Linked DNA regions of Homo sapiens: region 2 is linked to region 1. A link is a contact called in ENCODE Hi-C or POLR2A ChIA-PET data. All regions are on one chromosome and are shown on one strand. The core of a region is the stretch at or near the end of the contact, and the rest is flanking DNA. Distances in the headings are between cores, read along the strand shown. Region 1 overlaps ABCA8 (ATP binding cassette subfamily A member 8). Region 2 has its middle 140 kb from the start of ABCA8.

What was found. A loop is a pair of places that touch in the nucleus more often than their neighbours do. ChIA-PET counts read pairs that join two places held with the same protein, here RNA polymerase II (POLR2A).
Region 2: a loop to region 1 is called in a map of HepG2, with 5 times the contacts of the local background. The contact joins two enhancer-like sites. A Hi-C loop is called at or near these places in 3 of 168 maps with a recorded cell type or tissue (A673, HepG2 and PC-3). POLR2A ChIA-PET finds 5 or more read pairs at or near these places in 1 of 52 experiments (HepG2).

The regions. Positions count from the first base shown.
Region 1 is chr17:68,907,706-68,911,208 of GRCh38, forward strand. ABCA8 (ATP binding cassette subfamily A member 8) reads right to left here. Exons shown (of 40, transcript NM_001288985.2): 18 at 35-174. Among named protein-coding and RNA genes, the nearest start is that of ABCA8, 46 kb to the right of the region's middle. Within about 2 kb of position 1,451, at least 21 of the 41 ENCODE cell types and tissues checked have a DNase peak (open chromatin) inside an H3K27ac peak, as active enhancers do.
Region 2 is chr17:68,817,325-68,821,147 of GRCh38, forward strand. No RefSeq gene overlaps it. Among named protein-coding and RNA genes, the nearest start is that of ABCA8, 140 kb to the right of the region's middle. Within about 2 kb of position 2,312, at least 2 of the 41 ENCODE cell types and tissues checked have a DNase peak (open chromatin) inside an H3K27ac peak, as active enhancers do.

The DNA of each region.
Region 1 (3,503 bases), core at 201-2,700:
ACATATTTTATTTCACAGTGTTCATGCACATTACCTGGAAATTTATTTGTTCTTTCTAAGGGTAATGTATAAATAAGTTTTCCTTCGCTTTTGGCTGATAATTTGGCATCAGGGATGTGCTGTTTAACAAGTGATGTTATGTTTTCCTCAACACATATTTCATTTAACTGCAAGCTGGCATTCAGAAAAAAAAAAAAAGACATATGTTACTCGACATAGTCTCCAATAGCAAGAAAATAATTAACTAGTCTCTATAGGACAAAGAAAATCAATTAAAATCTAATGCCAGAAATAGGTCAGACAAACACAAAATAAGAGGACAAAAACCCAAGAAATAAGAGGACAAAAACCCAGCCAAATCATATAAATGTGATGGACAAAAGAAAAGAATGAGCTAATGAGAGTTACTGGTGAGGTTACTCAGGAGTAGTGCCCAGAGAAGTTTCATATTGATTGAAGCTCCTGAAGAGAGGGTGGTCACAGAGTGGAAAATACCAGGGTTGCAGTACAGCAAAGGTCAGGACTATGCAAAATGGATAACGTTGCAGTTGAAGGTTCAGTTTTAAGCTGACTAAATAGAATTGTTGTATCGCTTCAAAGGAACAAGAGACTTGTGAGAAGTATAGATGCCAAACAGTTTCAGTTACTCAATGTAGTCATCCAATGCAAATTTACTAAGTTCTTAGTATGTGACAAACATCATACTTAGTGTTGAGGATACAATGGTGACTAAAGCAGCATTATTCTGCTCTTATGGAGTTCATTGTCTAGTGCGGGCGTCAGGAAGAAAACATGTAGACAACCAGATGAGTAAAATAATTATCAATAGTAGTAAGTGCTATGAAGGAAACTGGATTATAGATAGAAACTAATAATGGATGAATGTGGTTTGCTTTTCTTGTAATGCTAAGCCCAGAACTTTGAATAAGAACAAAGTATCATTGAGAAAATCAGTCTATCCATTGAAAAATACCACAGCTATTTCTCCATTATAGAGAAACAGACAAACACAATATTCTATTAATTGAGGTTATAAATTATACAGTGGGCAAAATATCAGTAGTGACTTGGCTTTGAAATATTGTTTTAGCATCTGGAACGTGTTATTTAACTTATCTAAACAGTTACTTTATTAGAAAACTGGAATAATGATTCCCAGCCTCTAGGGTTATTCGAACAATGGAATAATAGTGAAGTTTGCACTTGACAAGCCCTTAAAAATGGTAGCAATTTTATTTGACCAAATGCATAAGTCAAAAATTATTCCACTGACACATAAGTCATGTATGAACTTAAAAGAATATATGCTATTTTTTTAGAAGTAGTGAAATCCACTGGAAGAGTGAAGCAAAAAATGTCGTAGCTGTTTTCCATGATGCTGACTCCTGAAATGAAAACAATTTAAGAATTATTCCTTGGCCACTTGTAGGAACTTGTGCTGAGTGCTGGGGCGGAATGAATGAGTCATGCAGAAAGTCATTCCTTGAGGAACTTGAAGCTTGAAAGGGGAGGTTGTAAAACTTTTTCTGTAAAATGTGTACTAGATAGTAAATTTTCTAGGCTTTGTAGGCTGTTAGAACTCTGTTGAAACTCTTCCACTCTGCTGTTGTAACATGGAGACAGCCAGAGCAGTGTGTAAAAGAAAGGGCATGACTGGGCTCCAACCAAACTGTATTTACAGAAAGAGGAAGTAGGCTGGATGTGGCTCATGAGCTATAATTTGTTGGCCCTTAGATTAGAAGAAAATAAGGCAATTGCACAAATAGGAGTCCATGAATGGACTCGCAAATTGGGCAGGGATCCTGACTAGCACTTTTTATTTTGAAAACATGTTATGTTTCCATGCAGTGTGCCAGGCAGTCTCTTATTTATTTTTCTATAACCTTTACTTGTAAGTAGGAATTGCTACTCTCACTTTGTAGGTGGAAACACTGACTTTCAGATAGTTTAATTAATTTCCAAGAAGAGATGCAAACAAAGTGCTATAAGAAATAAAAAAAAATTGGGACATTACACAGAACTGGAAAAATATCTACATGAGATATTTTTCAAATAACTTTCTAGGACTTAAACAAGTGCAGATGAGTTAAGGAAACTGTCATCCTATTTTCTTTGTATTGTTGTCATGATAGGTTTGTTTTCTTTCTTAAGTATAGATGGTATAAATTTACAAAAACGACCAATCATGTAACAAAAACAGTAGTTTAAAATATGGATTTGACTACTAGATTTAGAATTTAAAAATATTCAGGTTCAATTTCTGATTCCAGCACTTCTTAATCTAGGGAGTCTGTAATTTCATCTGTAAAATAAAAGTAACAACACTTCTATTTTAAACAATAGAAGATTTAGGAGGGGAGGTAGAGCAAGGTGGCCAGATAGAACCCTCCAGAAATCTTCCCATCCCCCAGGAACACCAAATTGAACAACTGTCCACACAAGGAAGCACCTTCATAAGAACAAAAAAATCAGGTGAGCAATGATAGTGGTTTTAACATCATATAAGGAAAGAAGCACTGGAGAGGATAGGAAAGACAGTCTTGAATTGCTGACACAACTTCCCATCCTTGGCAGCAGCTGTGTGGCACAGAGAGAGAATGTTGTATGCTTGGGGGAGGGAGAGGACAGTCATTGTGGGACTTTGCATTGGAACTCAGTGTTGCCTGTCACAGTGACAAGCAACGTAGGGCAGAATTCGGCCACTGCCCACAGAGGGAGCATTTAGACCAGCCTTAGCCAGAGGGGAAGCATTCATCCCACTACCATGGACTAAAGTGCTCTGGGGATCTAAATAAACGTAGGACCACAGGGACTGAAATTCCTGGGCAAGTCCTGATGCTGTTCTGGGCTCAAAGCCAATGGACTTGGGGTGCAAAAGACCTCGAGAGACACCAGCTGGAGCAGCCAAGGGAGTGCCTGTTTCACCCCCTCCCCCAACACCAGACAGTGCAGCTCGCTGTTCCAGGAGAGACTCCCTCCTTCTGTTGAGGAGAGGAGAGAGGAGTAAATAGGATTTTGTTTTCCAACTTGCATACAAGCTCAGCCACAGCAGAATAGGACACCAGGCAGAGTTCTGAGGACCCCATTCCAGGCCCTTGCTCCCAGATGACATTTTTAGACATACCCTAGGCCAGAAGGGCACCTGCTGCCTTGAAGAAAAAGACCCAGTTCTGGCAGAATTCATCACCTCCTGACTAAAGAACTTTTGGGCCTTGAATAAACACCAGGAGTAGCCAGGCAGTACTTGCCACAGGCCTTGGGTGAGGCCCAGTGCTCTGCTGGCTTCAGGTTTGACCTAGCACATTCCCAGCTGTGATGGCTGTGGGGAGAGACTTTCTGCCTGAGGAAAAGAGAGGGAAGAGTAAAGGGGACTTTGTCTTGCAGCTTAGGTACCAGCTTAGCTACAGTGGAGTAGAGAGCACCAAGCGGACTCCTGGGGTCCTGGATTCTAGGCCTTGGCTCCTGGATCTGGACTTGCCCCAGGCCAGAGGGGAGCCCATTGC
Region 2 (3,823 bases), core at 1,062-3,561, 90 kb before region 1:
CGTGCCACTGCACTCCAGCCTGGGCGACAGAGCAAGACTGTCTCAAAAAAAAAAAAAAAAAAAATTCCTTGAACCAACATGCCCTTCAGGTACCAATCCATTTCTTGCTTTCTTTCCGCAGTCCAATTTCTCAAGCGTTGCCAGTACTCGCTATCTTAGTTTTTCCCACCCACTACTCATTACTTAACCCACACTGGTCTGGCTTCTGTACCCATAACTCCTCAAACAGCTCTTACGCATTCAACCTGTGGCCTCCAAGTGGTTTTGTCTGGTAAAACATTTTTAAAAATCATCCTTTGTGTCCTTGGAGTAGAAAGGAAGACTTCAGTATGTGTTTTGTCCGTCATTTTCATGGAAGTTTTTTCTGCATCTTTTTTTTTTTTTTTTTGCTGCATTCTATAATATATTTTGGGTAAGGGGCCTTCCTGTATTAGGTGGGTGACTCTACAGATCTTTGGACTATATAACTCCACTGTAACTTGTGTGTTCTTTCTTACATCATGAGGTCTCAGCTTAAGGGCAACCACTCTACACTCTGTGCAGGGGTCTTCTGGGCTCCTGAATACCCTCACTTTGCTGCCTGCCAATTACTCCCTGGTGTTCCTGCCACCCTCTGCTGCCGTGTCTTTCAGGAAGTCTATTGCGTGAGGCTGCAACTGGCTGTGAAATCTAGTGAATAATATCCTGAGACAGCTGAGCCCATTAAATAACTCTTAAAAATGTACTCCAGGTTTGTTCTGATAGTTAGCTGGCATTATCCCCCGGCCCATGTATTAGGGCACTCACCCACACTAAGTTCTGATCTTACATTTTCTCCCCTCCTCTCCACTCCACTCTGCTTAGTGAGAAATTCTTGACGAGATCTTGAGCCATCAGCTCAGTCCAAGAAAACTTCAATTTGCTAGCCTGAATCTCTGTTTCTAGCCCTTAATTTTTTACTTGAAGCCATTCTAAGATTTTAATAGGGTAACATGTTTCCTTAACTCATGGGGGATGAGGGGGGCCTCTCCGCATGTCTAAATTACCGAGAGTGATAAACATTTCAGTCCCTGTGATGCCATCTGCTTTCTGCTCTCCAGAAGTTGTTTCTAATTTGTTTTTTGGTACTCTCATTTTGTTTCCCGACAATGCTCCAGAAGTTTTCTTTGTTTTTATGTTTTTGGATTTCTGTATTATGGAGAGGGATGGGGTGCTAAAAAGTTTCTCACTTTGCCATCTTAAAACTGAAAAGCTACCTTCTCTGATGGGTTCTGTGAGTTGTATAAATGTATCATTTGAATCCAGTGGTTTGAGAAATATGATCTCATCCAAGCAGCCCAAACTCAAAGCCTGGTCCACTTTCTGCCCATACGACAGGGGCGAGTGACTGCAACACACACCCCAGCTGTCTCACATGTAGCATGGAAATTGATCATTGTTCAGAGTAAATGAAGTCCTATTTTCAAAGTCACTTAGCACACTGCCTGAGACATTGTGGGTGCAGGCTGGAAGGAGGTTTTACTGGACAATTTGAATACAGTCATGCAGTGGGGAAGTTCACCCATATCTTTTCTCCTATGCTGCTCAGAATGAAGAGGTTGGTGTCTCCACTTCCTAGAGTGTTTTGTGGGTCAAGGTTTGCTCCTATGGAGGGCTTCCAGTCCTGCCATTTGGTCCAGTCCATGTGTCTCTAAACCTGGGGAATCTTTATCAGGTCAAAGCTAGAATTTTCCTTTTTTTTTTTTTTTTCCTGGTACCAGGTAGCTGTCAGCAGCACAGGTTTACATGTTCCTAGTACCTTTTGTTATTTGGTACTCTCATCTTGTTTTCCAGCAGTGCTTCAGAGGTTTTCCCTGTTTTTCTATGTTTGCATTTCTGTATTATGAAAAAGGATAGAATGCTAAAAAAATTTCAATTTTTCTCAATTTCTAGTTCCAATAGAAATAAATTTACTTATTCCCCCAAATTTCCCATGCCAAGAGATTTAAAATTGAGTACCTTTCTTAAAAAGAGAAAAATGTCTAGGATGGATGGAGTATACTGGAAGGCCGAGGTGGATCAGCTAGGCCTGGACCTCACAGATGGTCCCATCTGAGCCACAGAAACTATGATTGGGACAGGTGTTTTTTTCCCAAGGAAAATCAGAAGGGTGAATGAATGCTTGGCAGGAAAAAACAACAGGCATCCATTACATGCACTATCTTCCTTTTCTGTTTGTGGTGGCCATCTGAAGTCAGGGGGAGCACTAGGGACCCTCATTAGCGTCTTTGAATGCCCTCCTTACAAGAACGTGATGCCAGTCCATGCCACGTGAAAGCTGAGGTCAAACGTTGTGGACAGATGTCCTGTGTGCACTGTCCTGGTGCAGCTGCCAAAATCCTTTGATTTATCCCAAGCCAACTGTCTAGTTATTTTCCTTACTGGCCATTCGCTACTCACTGGGGGGTTTCCCAGGGATGTTCCATCTATTTTCTTCTATTTACTTTCTGTGTTAAATCTCTTATTTTCCTCCATCTGACATAACTTACACAACATCATTACTGACTTATTAATGCCACTTTTCTGATTCTTAGTGCTAATGACTTTCTTCTTTTTATATTTTTTGGTCAATTCTATGGATTCTGAGAGAAAGCAAATTTAAATATGCAAAATTGAATTGCCATGTTATATTTAAACTCACACTTAAAACCTGTAATCATCTTCACTTTGTGTTCAGTATTTCTTCATACTCTGTTTTGCCATTTTATGCCATATGCTCTGATCAGCACACATATACTCAGATTGCTAAGTACCAGTCATGACTATTCTAATTTATTTGAACCAAGGGGCATTGAGAAAAGACCATGAATGATGCTCCCAAACCATCACGATCCTTGTAAGAATCCTTAAGGCAATAACTTTCAATGTGAAGTTGATTCTAACTTGCCTAGTTGTTCAATAAATATTAAATGGTAATGATTCCAAAGAAACCATGTTGTTGGTAATCTCATCCTATTTAATATTGTATCTCTGCAATCATGTATGAGTAAATTCTTCAAAAATCAAATTTAGTATTTTCATAATATTGCTGAAATTATAAACCACTGTGTTATTGTGTCTTTCCACTTAGTTTCATTTTTCAACAATAGCACACTAAAATGAAATATCATTCTGAAATAACTAAAAAAAGGTAGCAATAATTATTGTTTGTTCCTTTGGAAAAAATATTTTTAGAAGGTGAGATAACTTAGGTTTGAAGTTTTCCTCCGAATGTTTACAAGAGGGAACATGGGGTCCGAACTGTTGTAGACAATAGACAAATAGGTTTCTCGGCGGCCAGAATCTGATTACGGTGAAAACAGAACCTTACTGTGGGAACTGGAGAGAGCAGTGCCTCTTGAACTTAAGCAAGTGAGTGTATTTTAGCCCAAGATAAACAAAGTCATTGCAGGGTTTTGACCTGAAAATGAGGTTAGAGATAATACTATAATATTTCAGTTGTACAAATCAAGACATAAACATGTTCCATCCTCTGCAGTTGCATGAAGCAATATATGTGCTTGTTCAAACAACAGACCAACCTGCCTGGGTTGGAATCCCGGCTCTGCTTTTACAAACTGTGTATAATAGATAACATTGATACCTGCCTTGATCTCCTTTTCTGGGTCAGTGCACGCATCTCCAGCTGCAATGAATTTTGTTTGCTCTTGGCTCTTAGCCGCTCTCTTCCAATAATTGCCTTGGGCCAAATCGGAGCCATCTCATCATCCCCCATGATGGCAAGCGACCATTGACTAAGTGACATGCAGGGTACAAAGACCAGCACACGGGCCTTAAGTGACACCAACTCTGTGTCGCAATCCAC